Linked DNA regions of Homo sapiens: region 1 is linked to region 2. The links are chromatin contacts, found by Hi-C or POLR2A ChIA-PET in ENCODE. All regions are on one chromosome and are shown on one strand. The core of a region is the stretch at or near the end of the contact, and the rest is flanking DNA. Distances in the headings are between cores, read along the strand shown.

Evidence for each region. A loop is a pair of places that touch in the nucleus more often than their neighbours do. ChIA-PET counts read pairs that join two places held with the same protein, here RNA polymerase II (POLR2A). Pooled maps may share reads with other maps.
Region 1: a map of PC-9 shows a loop between it and region 2 (8-fold over the local background). The contact joins two enhancer-like sites. A Hi-C loop is called at or near these places in 1 of 168 maps with a recorded cell type or tissue (PC-9) and 1 of 50 pooled maps. POLR2A ChIA-PET finds 5 or more read pairs at or near these places in 3 of 52 experiments (AG04449, AG04450 and PC-9).

What each region holds. Positions count from the first base shown.
Region 1 is chr15:58,468,377-58,471,340 of GRCh38, reverse strand. All of the region lies in intron 1 of LIPC (lipase C, hepatic type), which reads right to left. All of the region lies in intron 2 of LIPC-AS1 (LIPC antisense RNA 1), which reads left to right. Among named protein-coding and RNA genes, the nearest start is that of LIPC-AS1, 29 kb to the left of the region's middle. Within about 2 kb of position 1,285, at least 9 of the 41 ENCODE cell types and tissues checked have a DNase peak (open chromatin) inside an H3K27ac peak, as active enhancers do; they include PC-9, where a contact is called at or near this core.
Region 2 is chr15:58,864,150-58,867,276 of GRCh38, reverse strand. It overlaps the pseudogene ZNF444P1. Among named protein-coding and RNA genes, the nearest start is that of SLTM, 68 kb to the left of the region's middle. Within about 2 kb of position 1,681, at least 10 of the 41 ENCODE cell types and tissues checked have a DNase peak (open chromatin) inside an H3K27ac peak, as active enhancers do; they include PC-9, where a contact is called at or near this core.

The sequences.
Region 1 (2,964 bases), core at 36-2,535, 400 kb after region 2:
CCACCCCCCCCCATCTCTACTAAAAATACAAAAAAAATTAGCTAGGCATGGTGGCGAGTGCCTGTAATCCCAGCTACTCGGGAGGCTGAGGTAGGAGAATCGCTTGAATCTGGGAGGTAGAGGTTGCAGTGAACCGAGATGACACCACTGTATTCCAGCCTGGGTGACAGAGTGAGACCGCATCTCAAAAAAAAAAAAAAAAAAAAGAGAAAAGAAAAAAAAAATCCTACTTACCATCTCTGGCCTAGACCTTAGGTCATTGGGTATGTCCTGAGGCCTCCATAAATTTCAAACCTTATAATTTCTCCTGCAAAAATACTACCATGCTTCAATTCTCTCCACCTTTCTTTATGGAAGCTTTTCTTACCCATTTCTAGAAAGATTAGAGAGGTGTTAGGTATTAGGAAGATGAAAAGGAGGCAGACAAAAGGACGAGTCTTCCTCTATCTACTCATACTTTCAAGGTGTTTGGCAAAATCTGAAGTTTTGACTTGGGCGGATCACGAGGTCAGGAGATCAAGACCATCCTGGCTGCTAATAGAGTGAAATCCCATGTCTACTAAAAATATAAAAATTAGCTGTGTGTGGTGGCTGGCACCTGTAGTCCCAGCTACTGGGGAGGCTGAGGCAGCAGAATGGTGTGCACCCGGGAGGCGGAGGTTGCGGTGAGCCGAGATCTCGCCACAGAACTCCAGCCTGGGTGACAGAGCGAGATTTCGTCTCTACCAAAAAAAAAAAAAAAAGGAGTTAAATGCAATTCTTTCTGTATTTTTGTCTTTTCCAATTCTGTATTAAGCATGTACTACTTTTCAAAGTAGGAAAAATGTGTTTTATAAAATGAGTAATTTTATGAAAAAGTAATTTTAAGTTACATTTAACAATTGAGTAATTTTATTAAAATTTTTATTTAAAATTTTATAAAAATGCTTTTTACTTCAAAAACTTCATAAAAATTTCTTAGACTTATTACTATATACCCTTTCATACCTTTGTGACTATAATACCTAATAAAAAATAAAAGCTGGTCTTTGGTTTTGTACATAGGAAACACCCTCTTCTCTGAACAAATCTCTCATTTACAGTCTTTTAAAATTCAAAGAATGCATTCCAGCTGGGTGCGGTGACTCATGCCTGTAATCTCAGCACTTTGGGAGGCTGAACCCGAAGCACTGTTTGAGGCCATGAATTTGAGACCAGCTTGGGCAATGTGGTGAAACCTTATCTCTAAAAAATTACAAAAATTATCCGGGTGTGGTGGTATGTACCCGTAGTCCCAGCTACTCAGGAGTCTGAGGTGGGAAGATCCCTTGAGCCTGGGAGGTCAAGACTGCAGTGAGGCATGATTGCACCACTGCACTCCAGTTTGGGTGATAAAGGGAGACCTTGTCTCAAAAAAAAAAAAAAAAATTCCATGAAGATGAGGAAGGTGATGGAATGTCATCCAGCATTGAGAAAAATGTGACGTGCCCATCAGCTCCTCTATTCTCTTGGGGGAAGTGCTGCCGCGGGGAGGTCCTAGCCATTGTTCCATTCCTTTCTTGCATCTTCTCAACGAGCTTTGTTAGTAACTGGAATCCACTGGGCCACGTTTTTAGTAGAGGGTAGGGTCACTTCACTCAAGGAGTTTTGCAACGGCCACAGTGTTTCTCTGCTCTGGGCTGTAAAGCCTGGTGGCCAGTCCTCCCGAGGGCAGGCCTGAAGGTCCCAGTTCTCTTACCTGTCTATCTGCCTGGTGACTGGGTGAATGGGCAGCCCCAAGCTTCTCAGCTTCCCTGCCTGAGCCAGGTTGGAAAATGAGGGTGGCCTGTTTTTGGGAAGCTGGTGATCTTTAATTGAAAGGGGGTGGAGCAGAAAGCATCACTATGGCTTTGAGCCCAAGCCAAATCCCCTCTCCCACACTGAGGAAGAGGAGAAAAGCTGATTTTCTTCCTTTGTGCTCTTCCTTTGGTAATCAGTACTCTAAATGGTTGAGACCCAAGTGGGCCAAGAGCTGAGCTGAGAGTTCTGAGTACTCCAACATGCTCAAAAAACTATATTCCTTAGGGTGGGTATGGTGGTTCATGCCTGTGATCCCAGTGCTTTGGGAGGCTGAGGCAGGAGGATTACTTGGGCCAGGAGTTCAATGTTAGAGTAAACTACGATCATGCCACTGCACTCCAGCCTGGGCAACAGAGTGAGATCCAGTCTCTTAAGGCGTACACACACACACACACACACACACACACACACACACACACAAAATGTTCCCTGAAGCCGTTTAAGTTATTAGAAAAAAATAGAACTATGGTGAACTAATGTTTAATGCTTACCATACCTCATCATGACGTTTTCAGATCAAGTGGGATAGCTCTGGGCAGTGGAGCTTAGGTACATTAAGCAAATACTTCATAAACGTTAGTAGCTGTGCAAACAAGTGGGCATGAGGTGGAGGCTTGACCAGCCAGAGTGTCCAAGGTTCATAGGGAGGAAAGGAGCCAATTTACTGGACCTGGGTTGTTAAACACATAAACCCTTAATGAATTAAAAATATTACCAGCCTAGCAGAGTTCCATGGAGTCTGGGTGGCAGCTCTGTAGTTCTGTGGTTGTCAGTCCAGGCTGTCTTTAGATCTGAACTGGTCTGGGGTGGGCCTTTCTGTTATAAGTTCCCTAGATGATTCTAATGAGCTTCCAAGGGTAAGAACCTCTGCCACAGTTAAATGGTGTCACTATGTATTAATCACAAATCCCCTGATAACGTCACAGGGTTGGACAGCTTAACTCATGTTAGGAATCACATTGAGATTTGTGGACCATCCATCTCGAGTGGGCGGCAGGGCTAGATCCAAAGGCAAATTAGTATTCCATGGAGCTTTGGTTCTCAAACGGGTGTGCATCAGAATCTTCTGGAGATCTTGCTAAAACCCAGATTGTGGGCCCTCATTCTCAGAGTTTCTGATTCATTAGGTCTGGGGTGAGACCCTAA
Region 2 (3,127 bases), core at 432-2,931:
AAGGCTTTTGCTCGCTTTGCCTCACCTAGATGCCCCCTTTCTGCTGCTACATCCCAGCACCCAGCAGGCACTCGGTACACACCTACGATGAACACCCGACTGCTCTGACTCTTCACCCTCCCACCACTGGTGACTCCAGCCTCACTGCTAACACTCCCTTACTCACGGGCCCCTCTGCTGCTCGAGGCGCCTCAGGGCCTTTGCACTGGCTGTTCCCGTGGCCTGGACCACTCTTCTCAGAGGTCTCTGCGTGGCTGCCCGCTGCTCATCACCCAGGCCCCACACAGCCCCCACCGGGCACGTGAGAGTGTCAGGTATTGAAAGGACAATATTTTGAAGACATTAGGGTCAACGAGCAGATTATCAAAACTAAATTCACCTGTTTCTTTTCACTTTTTTTTTTTTTTTTTTTTTTGAGACGGAGTCTCGCTCTGTCGCCCAGGCTGGTGTGCAGTGGCGCGATCTCTGCTCACTGCAAGCTCCGCCTCCCGGGTTCCCACCATTCTCCTGCCTCAGCCTCCCAAGTAGCTGGGACTACAGGCGCCCGCCACCACGCCTGGCTAATTTTTTTGTATTTTTAGTAGAGACGGGGTTTCAACCTGTTTAGCCAGGATGGTCTCGATCTCCTGACCTTGTGATCCGCCCGCCTCGGCCTCCCAAAATGCTGGGATTACAGGCGTGAGCCACCGCGCCCGGCCTCTTTTCACTTTTTTTAACGTGGCGACTAGAACACGTAAGATGGCGTCTGCGGTTCACCTTACACATCCTCCCTGGAGAGCGTACTCTAAACCAGGATGCAAGCTTCCCCTACAGGGCAAGACAGGAAATGCTTCCAGCTTCTCAGGCTCTCTGTCATAGTCACGGTGGCAAGAGTCAGCCACAGATGACGTAAGTGAATGGGTGTGGCTGTGCACCAAGACTTCACAAACACAGTTGCTGGGCTGGGCTGGGCGGGCCCCAGACAGTGAGTCGGCCCATACCTGCTGTGTGAAAGAATCCAAACCTGGGGCCGGGCGCGGTGGCTCACACCTGTAATCCCAGCACTTCGGCAGGCCAAGATTAGGCGGATCACCTGAGGTCAGGAGTTCGAGACCAGCCTGGCCAACAATGGTGAAACCCCATTTCTACTAAAAATACAAAAAATTAGCTGGGCATGGTGGCGGGCGCCTGTAATCCCAGCTACTCAGGAGGCTGAGGCAGGAGAATCACTTGAACCTGGGAGGCGGAGGTTGCAGTGAGTCGAGATAGCGCCACTGCACTCCAGCCTGGGCAACAAGAGCGAAACTCTGTCTCAAAAAAAAAAAAAAAGAAAAAAAAAAGAAATAATAAAAAAAGAAGAATCCAAACCTGCCCAGAGAGAGGCCTGGCTTTTGCCCTCCGCCCTCGGGAAGTCATCTCTGAGCCCTTGGTGTCTCGCGCATGAGGAGGGTCTGACTGCCTGGGGCCCTCAGGCCAGCCCGACAGCAAGATGGATTTGGGGTGGAGTTTGGGCCAGGTGGTATCCTTGAGCTTCCGGGGCTGGAGGCTGAGGTCAGCCACACAGATCGGGGAGGAGTCCCCAGTAAGAACCCGGGACACCAAGATCTGAGGAGGGTCCCTGGCTGGCAACACTCCCTGCGTGCCGGGAGGAGTGAAGGGAGAGGACAGCTGATAACTGGTCTCCGTGGAGCCTTCCGGGCCCTCTTCCTGGCTGCTTCCAGCGCGTCCTTCTCTGTGATAAGCCGTGACTGTGAACATGGCTGTGAGTCCTTCTAGAGAACTCGCAAGTATGCCAAGGTCTTGGGGGCCCTACTGACTTGCAGCTGGTGTTGGATGGAGCCCCACATGGACTGTCCCTCCTTGCTGCGCCATGGCCTCCCCACCGTGGGTCACACTGGTTTTCGGGGGCTAAGCAGCGGTTTTCCCTCCGCTTCCTCCTGGCTTCCCCGCTCCCCTGCCTCCTCCCCTCCCCCGTCGCAGCCCCGTCAGGCTCACCCAGAACTCTTCCAGCAGGGCCACCGCCTCCTCCCAGCTTAGCGGCTGACGGCTGCACACCCAGGCCTGCGTGTCGGCTGGCAGCGCGCTCAGAAACTGCTCCAGCACCAGCAGCTCCAGCATCTGCTCCTTGGTGTGCACCTCGGGCCGCAGCCGGTCCCGGCACAGGGCGCGTAGCAGCCCCAGCGCCTCGTGCGGGCCCGGCGCCTCGCCCAGGTGGAAGCGGCGGAAGCGGTGCCACGAGGAGCCCAGCGCCAGGCCCTCGGCCTCCTGCTTCAGCGGCACCGTCAGCTCCATGGGGCCTCCTGGACGGCAGCGCCTGCCCCGCGTGGCCCAGGGTGCAAAGAGGTCTCTGTGAGGGGCGGCGCTCACTCGGGCGGTGAGGAAAGGGTGTCTGTCTCGTGGGATCCCACGGAGTCAAGTGCCGGCTCTGCCCCTCGTTGGGCCCCTTCCGCGGCTTCTGTACCTCAGTCCTGCAGCTCCTCCCGCAGCCTGTCCTACAGCACAAAGGCTCTGGAGCAAATTCCAGCTCTGCCTCCCACCAGCTCTGTGTCCTTGGACAAGGTACAAGGCACCTTTTGTAATACACTGTCTCTCCATGTCCTTGGCTCACTCTCTCAGGCGAGGCCTCCCAAGCCTCTTTACCTCCGCGCACATGTGCACAGAGCTCACCGGAACTCCTCTTACACATTTTTGATTATTCGTTGCTGGTACCTAGAAATACTATTTTTGTGTATTGATCCTTCTAGCCAGTGACTTTGCAGAATTTACTTATTAATTCTAGTAGCTTTACTTTAGATGACTTAGGGTTTTCCATGTATACGATCATGTCTTCTGGGAATAAAGGCAGCATTATATCCTCCTTACCAATTTCAATGCCTTTTCTCTCCCTTGCCTTGCTGCATTGGCTGGTGTCTCCAATAGAGTGTCGAAAAGAAGTGCCGAGGGTAGACATTCTTGCACAGTTCCCAATTTTAGAAAGAAAGCATTCGGGCTTTCACCATCATTAAGTGTGGTGTCAACCTTGAGTTTGTCACTTACACCCTTTATGAGGCTGAGGAAATTCCCTTCTGTTCCTAAAATGCTCAGTTTTTATTACAAATGGGTATTAAATTCTGTCAAGGGCCGGGCGCAGTGGCTTACGCCTGTAATC